Regions from separate parts of the Mus musculus genome. Here region 2 is linked to region 1. Evidence: chromatin loops called from intact Hi-C (ENCODE). Cell type or tissue: gastrocnemius. All regions are shown on one strand.

What was found. Peaks named below come from ENCODE experiments on the same cell type or tissue, not always from the same donor. Only the 100,000 strongest peaks of a DNase experiment are listed, where the experiment ranks them.
Region 2: a loop joins it to region 1, with 2.5 times the contacts of the local background. A loop is called at or near these places in 4 of 42 quality-filtered maps.

What each region holds. Positions count from the first base shown.
Region 1 is chr11:64,716,473-64,721,472 of GRCm38, forward strand. It overlaps Gm30305 (a long non-coding RNA gene), which reads right to left and starts at 2,786. Exons shown (of 4, transcript XR_879925.1): 1 at 2,568-2,786. In gastrocnemius, a CTCF peak has its summit at 2,404 (motif pointing left); a DNase peak (open chromatin) is centred at 2,409.
Region 2 is chr11:64,466,619-64,471,618 of GRCm38, forward strand. All of the region lies in intron 1 of Hs3st3a1 (heparan sulfate (glucosamine) 3-O-sulfotransferase 3A1), which reads left to right. Among named protein-coding and RNA genes, the nearest start is that of F930015N05Rik, 32 kb to the left of the region's middle. In gastrocnemius, no CTCF peak of the experiment used is centred here; a DNase peak (open chromatin) is centred at 2,311.

The DNA of each region.
Region 1 (5,000 bases):
ACATCCTTTCAAAGTACTCAAGGAGGGGTCAAAGATTTCTGTATGTAACTTAGACACTTATTTGTTTCAATAATACTCTAACAGCTCTATCTATTTAATATACCCTTATGATTCCCTGCTGCAGGGACATGGGATAAGTTCTTCCTCATGCCTCAGCCATAGTCTACCTGGCGTCTTCTTAGGTTTCTCTACTCTTCCTGTGATATTCTCTCCTTCACCTGTACACACTCAGGCAATGCCATCTCCTCAGATGGAATTCTCTACTGTCTTTACCACTTCCCATGGGGTCTTATCTCTAACCTGGCTCCCTCATTCCAGTCCATTTAATGACTCATTAACACATTACATTCAACATGTACAATGCACAACTGGCTATTCGATCTATGTCTGAGGTTCCTTCTCAGAAAATGGCATTTAACTGTTCCAACATGGTCACCTGCTTGTCATTCTTGCTTTCTCCCACATACTCATATCAGATGGCTTGATGAATCATCTCTTACTTGCACCCATCTCATGACCATTTCTCTGGCTTAGACTACATTGGCATCCCAGAATCCTGTAGTGGTCTCCTAACTGATCTTTTTCATTAGTCTTCCTCTCCTGCTATTCATTGTCCTCATGATCTCTAGGGACTCCCGTTTTAAAAAAAAAAATACACATTAAAAAATACACATAAAGAAGCCTTTATCTTCTTATGGCATCGTCCTTACTTAGAAGTGACACTGTATTTATCCTCCTTTTCAGTTTCTATATATGGCTGAAGTGATTCATATAAACAATCCTCTCTTCTGGAAATCACTCTCTGCTTTGCTTGTGCCTTATCAGCTCAATCTTTGTTGTTGTCGTTGTTGCTGTTGATATTCTAACTTTACAGAGATGGTTTCTGTCACAACAATGGGTAGCATTTTCTTTCCATTTTTGTTATTTGAAGATTCACTTTATTTTTATTTATGTATATGTCTGTGTATGTGTGCACATGGGTATATGCACATAGATGTCATACCTGCAGAGGCTAGAAGAGGGCGTCTGAGCACCCTGGAGCTGGAGTTAGGAGTAGTGAGCCCCCCAGCGTGGGTACTGGGATCTGAACCTAGGCTCTCCATAAGAGCAGCGAGTGCTTGGAACTGCTGGCTCATCTCTCCAACCCCGGCCCTTTGGTTTTGAGACTTTATCCAGGCAGTTACTTCAGCCTGGGTGACAACTTCCCTTCTCACCCATCAAGCCACATTTTTCTCCTAATACCTACATACTCTTCAAGCTGGCAAAAATGATGATTTCTGGAAAGTCTCCACTGATTCTCCCCAAGCCAATCAACACTGCCTCTGGCAGCCTTTCCCTTCTGGTACAGCGCTTTACACAGTGAGCTCTTGCGTGTGTTCTGCCTCTAAGGTAGACTCTGCTGCCTTCTACTTCAGTGATTGTTTGGTGTGCTATGGCAAGCTATCATCAGGCCACATCTGTCTCGACAGTTTAAAGTGTATATATCCAGTCTGCATTTGTCTGTAGACAATCCCCTAACTTCAACTCCAAACCATTTTGTAACTGCTACCCTGGTTCCATAGAGCTTTTCAACTTTGATAAGAAAACCAGTAAGAAAATTTCTCTCCTTTCCCTTCCCTTCCCTTCCCTTCCCTTCCCTTCCCTTCCCTTCCCTTCCCTTCCCTTCCCTTCCCTTCCCTCTTTTATTCAACCTCTCCTCTGGTCTATTCACCCTCATGGATGCACTCTAAGTTCTGTTTGAGGCATGTTAACTCTAATTTAAAAATCTCTCAGCTGTAAGAAAAGAGAAAGAAAAGAAATCCATTTTCTCTTTGCTGAAATTGAGATCCACTGCTAGTTGTAGGAAGGGCAATCAGGAGAGTTGGCCTTCAGCATTTGGCTGTCCTTGGGTTCAGACCTATGTTCTTCTACCCTGTTTCCAACCCTGATCTGTGTAGATCATGAGCAATGAGCTTGTTTGCCCTGCTGTGTGTGATTTCAGGCTGCTGAGCTGTTATCAAAGGAACGTTTGCAACTGGTGCTTCTCCAGGGCCCACACTTAAGTCACTGTCTTAAGGTTACAGGGGTCTCTGTCAGGTGTCCTTCACCTCCCACTGCAGCCCTGACATCTCCTGCACCGACAGACACTGGCCTCCCTATTTGCCCCTTCACTCTGAACTGTGAAAGTGCTTAAGGTTCTAAAATGCAGTTAGCAACCATCAATAACTCCTAAGTCAGGTAGAAGTCTGTTCATTCTTAGTCGTTTAACTGAGAACTTAAAATCATCTTAACCCATTTAGGAAAAAAACATAATCTTACATTAATGGCACTTATCTCATTCCTAGTATGCCACAAATTATGTAATTCCTGTGTGTGAGAAACTTGAACAGCCCACGATGCCTTTACATTGGGGCTCCCCCTACTGGTCAGCAGTGGGCCTGTCTGAGGAACCACTCCTCTGGAGGAGAACCCGGAAGCTTCAGCAAAAGCCCAGAGGCTGGACACTAAGAAAAAGGGGGAACCCAACTGGGGCTGGACACCAGGAAAAATGAGTGTGCCTGGGCTAGGTTAAAATGTTTTTATCTTACCTGGTTAATTCAAAGGTCTAAGTGCCCTCAGCATTTCTTAGTGATCTGACAAAGAATTTGCACCTATCAGTTCCTGTTGGAGCCCATGGATGGTCTAACCTTGGTCTGGACTCTGAAAGAGCAGTATAGGAGCCTCCAGAGAAAGAAAGGATTGAGGATACACGGAGAGGAGAGTACTGACTGCCGATTGTAACTGGCTGCTGCCCCTGGAGTCGAGAGGCTGGATCAACCCGTACTTATGAGCAGAGCTCTCTGGGAAAAACACGCGCGTGTTTCTCACGTTCCTTAAAGGAGATAAATTGAGACAATTTAATACCCAATCAAATCTTAATGATTTTACCTTCCATACTGTGCACGATAACTTCAAAGCTGTAGTCTAGTCAGTATATTTTGACTTGAAATTTGGTATTATGAAGTTTAGACCACAAGAAGGTATAGGCTAGTGGCCAATGAGATGGCTCAGAGGGCAAGGATGCTTGCTGCCAACCCTGAAGACCAAATTCAATCCTTAGAGCCCATATCGTGGGTAGGTAGAACTGAGCCTGGCAAGTTGTCCTCAGCCCTACCTTCATATTGCACACAAATAAATGTGGAAACAAATGTTAAAGAAGGGGGCATGCTGTTTAGGATCAAAAGCTTTGATGAGAAATAGGAGAATAAATCTCTTCCCCGGGCTTGTGGTGCTCTCACCATAAATGGTTTCTAAATCTGACCTTTATTTTCCAAGTTACCTCAGGCGACAAATCCAGAGAGTAATTACGATGTGTGTGTGCATGCGTGCACACACTATTTCAATAGTCATTGCTCTGTATGTACACAGATGTGTTTCCATTTGAGATTGCCATCAAAGTGTCATTAAGAAAATGCTTTAGAAATTATTAATTAGCTAAAATAATGTTTTCCTTGCATCAAATGGACAGGGATGTCGCCTAATTATCCTTTTGTTGTGGGTTAAATGCTTAGCAGTTTCCCTTATGTGAATTGGGCAAAGCCACGATTTTTCCTCATAAGCCTGCTCATTCAGTCTTAGATTGTCCTTTCATTTCACTTGAGACTTAACTGCGGATTAGGCCTCTTCAGAAAATATGAATATTTGAAAGAGCATTGGAACATTTCCACAGGACTGGGAGGTAACAACATTTAAAGGACAGAGTACATTGTTTTAAGCATTTTAGATTAAAGTGAGCTATCTTCGGACACATAAGCTGTAGACAAGTGACCTTTGTCCCACCTTCCCTTAGGCTAGCTGACACCCACAGCCCTGGAGTCTCTGTCTTATGGATATTTTTCAAGGAATATACTTTAGTCCTCTTTGGCTGTGCCTTATGCCCCTTCCAGTCAGTACAGTTAAAGTGAGAGATGCACAACCCATCTAAGTGTGGTGGAACACAGGAGTTGCAATCCCCGGACTCAGAAGGCAGAGAGGTTAAAAGTTCAGGGCCAGCCTGGACTGCTCAATCTCACACAACAAACAAACAAAGCTAACAGCACGAATCTCCTCTTCCTCTTAGCTGGGATGCAGACTGGCCAGTGAGAACAATTCCCAGAGTTTTGTGGCTGTGAATACAAAGGCAAGAAGGAGATGTCCTTTCTTACTTTGGAGCATCTCTGGGAGGCAACCAGGGTGTCAGCAAATAGTAATTGTGAACAGAGATGACACTGAACTCTGGCTGAGAAATGTAGGAACCAAGTATTTGAAGGAGGCTCAGGGTGAACCCGGTTTAGGGCTACATCTCAGCCCCACAAAGTGTCTTTGTTAGGGAGAGTGTGTGGATTTCTATCATTTGCTTTAGAGACACAGTTCCAACTAGTTACTAATAGAAATTTTGATAATAATGTGATTTCTATTTTTCATTCTGCTAACACTGTGTGTTCCATTTATGAATCTGTCTGTGTTGAAACATCCTCACATTACAGAGATAAAGCTTATTTGGTCATGGGACATGACTATTTTCATATACTGTTGAGTTCAGCCCTCTAGACTTTCACTGAGAATTTCTAATGTTTATGTTCACCAGGAATGCTATAGGAATCAAAATCTCAAAGTACCAACACTAAAACAGATCTGTTATCGATCTGTTATCTATCTATCTATCTATCTATCCATCCATCATCTCCCTATCCATCTATTTCAAACCTGTCATTCATCATAAATACAACTTTTATTTGTTTACTGTACTTTTAATAAACTAGAGAATGATAAGAACTATAGACATCTTTTAAAAAAAGAAATTTCAAAGCCTGAATCTTAAAGCCAGGGCATCAGAGTCCGCCCGGTGAGATGCACACCTAAGAGATCACTCCTGTCATATGAAGAAGCTGAGGGAGAGGAGCTGGGAATACCTGTGGGCCTTGACCTCCTCTGAATGTCAGAGTTGGAAACTAGATACATCCCAACATCCAATGATGTGACATCCATTGAACTATAGTCAT
Region 2 (5,000 bases), 250 kb before region 1:
TAATGGTAGGAAACTATTAAATGCCTGCTTTCTATGATTAATTTGCTATGTTTCTGTAATATCAGAAACTTTCTGGTGTAGCAAAAACACCACAATTCAAAGTGAACAGTAGCCTTGAATCTAAGCCCTGGTGTTTGAGGCAGTGTTCATTGGTGTAGTATGGTATGGGACATGCACAGTTTGTGAGCATGCTGTGTGATCCAAACCAAAGCTTCAGTGAGGTTGTGTGGCTCAGTACAGGCCGGTGCTCCCCCAACCAGCTTGAATCCATTGCGTGTGAATCGATGTTGGACCCTGTGTGTCAAACATTGCTCTAATGAACGTTTTGTGAACCGCCATTATCATTTACCAGACCCCATATGAGGCTGTGACCCATAGTTTAAGGTGCTTGTGGGGTGTATGTAACTGTGAAGAGGTGGAACGGAGCTACATATCTAAAGTTGGCATTAGCCACAGCATGAGGCGCTGCTCTGGGGGGATGAATGAAACGTAGGGAGACAAGATGTTCAAAGTCATGCAGACTCATCTTCAGGAAAAGCTCTTCAGATTTTCAGTGTAGGCATGCATCCAAGTGCTTTCTTGCACATCAGTAATTTGGTTCATGCATTGAGCCATAATCAATAGTAAAAATGATGTACCTGGCACCAATACTCATAGGTGCTGTTCTGTGATATTCAAGCTATGTGCTTACTGCTGCTTGATAATATCTTATAAATGTAGTGTGTAGGAGGTTGTGCCAGGAGGGTCTCTGGAGGTCAACACAGTAACATAGTGGGAGAGTTAGAGCGGGAGGAGAGAGGGAGGGAAGAAAGAGAGAGACAGTGAAAGAGAGACAGAGAGACAAAGATAGAGTGACAGAGACAGAGAGAGACGGAGCTGGAGAAATAAGAAAAAGAACAGCCATGTTCCTTAAGGCACATATCCAGTAGTAGGAAGGAGGAGGGGACGCCTTTCAGTCCCATCCTGGGGCTCTGTGACCCTAGGGCAGGTTTTAGTGCTTTGCTGGGTTTTTCTGTCCTCTGGATTCTATCGATTTAGTGATCCTTAGAACCAATGAGTGTCAAAATGAAAGAACCAGCCAGACTTCCTTTGAACTGTATCTAGATGTATGCTTGTGTCATCACTGCACAGTGGTGCACAGTGCCTGGATACTGCCGCATTTTCTCAGTTTACCTGTATTCCTAACCCCAGTTTTTCTAAGAGAAATAACTCTGCCTCCCCTAATCCCAGATAATGAGGACCTGTGTGAGTGTGCGATGGTTTCTGTGGGATAAAATCGGTACCAACCCACACGACTACCCTTCCTGAAAGGGCAAAAAGCTAGCCTCCCATTGAAGGCTCCAGTTCCTGCTCTAATCCCTCCACTTCCCTTAGACTCCAACCTCAGTGTCCTTCGGCACCAGGCCAACCTGAAAGACAGTTGTTCACTCTATCCTGGGGATTTGGTGCTGTTGGGAAAACTTACTTCCTTCTGTCTCACAGGGAGGGAGGTGTCTGTGAATCCATGAAGAAACCAATAGGGGCTTCAGGTGCCATCGGTATTATGCAGGACAGTAGGCATATATTTTCCCACTATGTATGACATCCCTGGGAATCTGTGGCATCTTGATCAGGGTCCCATTAGGTCCCCTTAAATTCCTTCATCTCAAGAGTGAGAGAAGCCTGCAACTGGCTTTATTCATTTAAACACTGTGTGCACCTGGTATGTGAGCCCCTAGTAAAGAGAAGCTGGGGCCTTCCAGGCGTAGGAAGTTAGGGGAAAAAATCATCCTTTTATGAACTCAAATACTGTGCTGTCATAGGTAAATAGAAGATGGTTTATGGCCACAGGGCACATCGATCAGCTTCATAAATGCAGACCTCTGGAGCTCAGCTGGGTGCCTAGATATTTGACTCTTTGGATGGGGTTCTGCCCAGTGGAAATGCTTGCCAGTGATTTCCATCAATGTAGAAAAACAGAACTTACAGCTCATAAATCCTCTGCCTGGCCAGACCTGGGGATTGGGGATGGGCTGGGGGTGGTAGGACCTGGGGGGAGGGCCGAAGACGGAGCGTGGAGGATGTTAAAGGAGCGCCATTAGGATAATGTTTCCTCAGTTTCTGAATCTGTCTTTCACTCTGGACATTTTTATAGGGTCATTCAAAACCCAGGATGTAATGGTGATCAGAGCCAGAAGGGAGGGGGCTGCAGTGTCAGGAATTGGCTAGCATTACATCCCCGCCACTCTCTGTCCCTCCTGTGTGCCCTGGCAGCCATGTTGGTGACAGGATGTGAAATGTTTGCTGAATGGATTGGCGTGTCTGTCTTCGGGGGACACGTTTGTCCCTGCCCTTCTTGGCTTGTCCTGGCCATGGCTGTGTCTGTGTCTGACTCATCTCTTGGCATGAGTCATTAGCTTAAAAACCCTCTCCCAGACTGCCCAAGCTGCCTTTGACTAGAGACAGAGCTGAAGTTACTGCCCAAACATTCCTGCAAACATGGGGTGGAAATTGTGATGGGATGGGAGAAAGAAATGGTGGAATCCAATCAGTTATTTCTTCAGTTTTAGGGATTTGAAAGGGTCTGAACATCGATCCTTGCTTGCAGCTTTGCTGTCTGGAAAAGACATTTGCTGCATGACCCTGTCTCCAGTCAGGGGCCAAGCTCCTTGGCCTAACAGGCACATCTGCCTTCAGTGCCACCCAGTCCAAACAAACCATAACCTCGTACTGCTGTGCATATATCCTCTCCAAAACCCACCCATACTGCTGTGCATATATTCTCTTCAAAACCCACCCATACTGCTGTGCATATATCCTCTCCAAAACCCACCCATACTGCTGTGCATATATCCTCTCCAAAACCCACCCATACTGCTGTGCATATATTCTCTTCAAAACCCACCCATACTGCTGTGCATATATCCTCTCCAAAACCCACCCATACTGCTGAGCATATATCCTCTCCAAAACCCACCCATACTGCTGTGCATATATCCTCTCCAAAACCCACCCATATCTGGAATGTTGGCACCAGTAAAATGCACAACCCACCTCCCCTGCCTCCTCTCTCTCTCCACCCCCCCCTCTCTAAAATCTCCCACTGGAATTCCCTTGTATTTCCAGCTTTGTGGGATGTCGGATGACCTATAGCTAAAGCATTGAGGGATGGTCCAGGTTTGCTACATCTCAGAAGGAAAGATTAGCAGAGAGAAGGATTTTCCTCAGAGGGAAATCAAGTAGCAAAGGGCAAGACAAAAAAAAAAAAAAGAGTCTAGCATTCTTCCCCAAGATGAGAGAGTTAGAGATGGTCAGCAGAGGCCCACAGCCACAGTCAGCGTGAGCATCCCCTGTCCTCGAACAGTGCCCCCCCCCCCCCCCCCCGAGCTGGTTATTTATTGGAATCACCTGGAAGCTTAAAAACACTGTGGGCTCAGTTTCCTCCCGAGAGACGTGTATCTTATCCATCTCTAGGTGGGCCCTAGTGCAGATTTAGAAGCTCGAGAGGTGATTCTGTGGTGCTTGGAAGAATTGGGGCCTTTTGCCTGCGATGTGCGCTGAGCAGCTTGGAAGTAGGACACTTCCTCTCTGGTCTCCCACTGTGGGTCTCATGCTCACGGGCCCTGGACATTAGGCACTTCAAAGTTCTGTATGCATTTTACTCTACTAGAACTGGAGTTTGTAAAATAAATCAGTGATTTTTGTTCATTGACTTATGTAGTTGCTATCATTACACCATATGATAAGTGCCACTATGAGCCCTCATACAGAAAGAGTAATGTGACTACAAGAGGCCTTGTAACACTATGTTCAAACAGTCCCTGAGATCTACAGTTGGATCTGGGCCTAGACCATTATTACTATTATTATTATTATTATTATTATTATTATTATTATTATTATGTGTCTAGTATTATGTATCAGGTTACTTAGGGTTTCTATTGCTGTGAAGAAAGACCATGGCAACTCTTATAAAGAAAAACATTGGAGCTAGCTTACAGGTTCATAGTTTTAGTCCTATTAGCATCACAGTGGGAAGCTTGGCAACATAGGCAGATATGATGCTGGAGAAGAAGCCAAGAATTCCACATCTGGATTGGCAGGCAGGATATATATATATGAGAAAGACAGAGAGACAGAGACAGAGACAGAGACAGAAACAGAGACAGAGACAGATAGACCATGGGCCTATCTCAAGCATCTGAAATCTCAAAGCCCAACTCAGTGAAACACTTCTTCCAACAAAGCTGCACCCACTCCTACAAGGCCACACCCACTTCACTAATGCCACACCCACTCCAACAAAACCACACCCACTCCAACAAGGCCATGCCTCCTAGTTGTGGCAGTCACTCTGAGCCTATGGGGATCATTCAAACTACCTCACCAAGTCTGGTTTGAACCACTGTATTATATCAATGGGCACTTTATTATTAACTTTTCAACAATACATCCTTTTTTTTCCAAGGGCTATTTTTTGACATTGACATTTTCTAAGCGTTTTCATGGTAGTTATTTAGACATATATTTAGGTTTTGAGTGGTCAATTCTTTTATTTTCAGATCTCTGCATTCTCCAGTTCTTAAAAGAATGCATGAAATATATGAACTTTATAGACAACTTCTCACTACTGGAGGTGGAATGTATCGTCTTCAGGAAGCTGCAGATACAGTGTTTAAAGGAATAAACTGGTCTGTCACAGGGAAGCTGCTTGCCATGACCTTTGCTGTGACTCTGCTTAGAACTGTCAGCCATTCATTTCCATACTTGGAGTTTTATTATCTATTGGCTTTTGGTTTTTAAATTCTGTATTTGAAGCTTTAATTTTGATTTCTGTTTGTATTCTTTGTAGTTTAAACAACAAGGCATACTTTTAGCATTTAATTAAGATTTGCAGGTCCGATTGTTTTTCCAAAAGTTTTTTAACAAATAAAATTTCCATAGAACATACCATTTGTGAGTATACATTTTCCCTTACACCCAAACTTATTTCCTGGTGTGAAGACCTCAGCCCTTCTCTT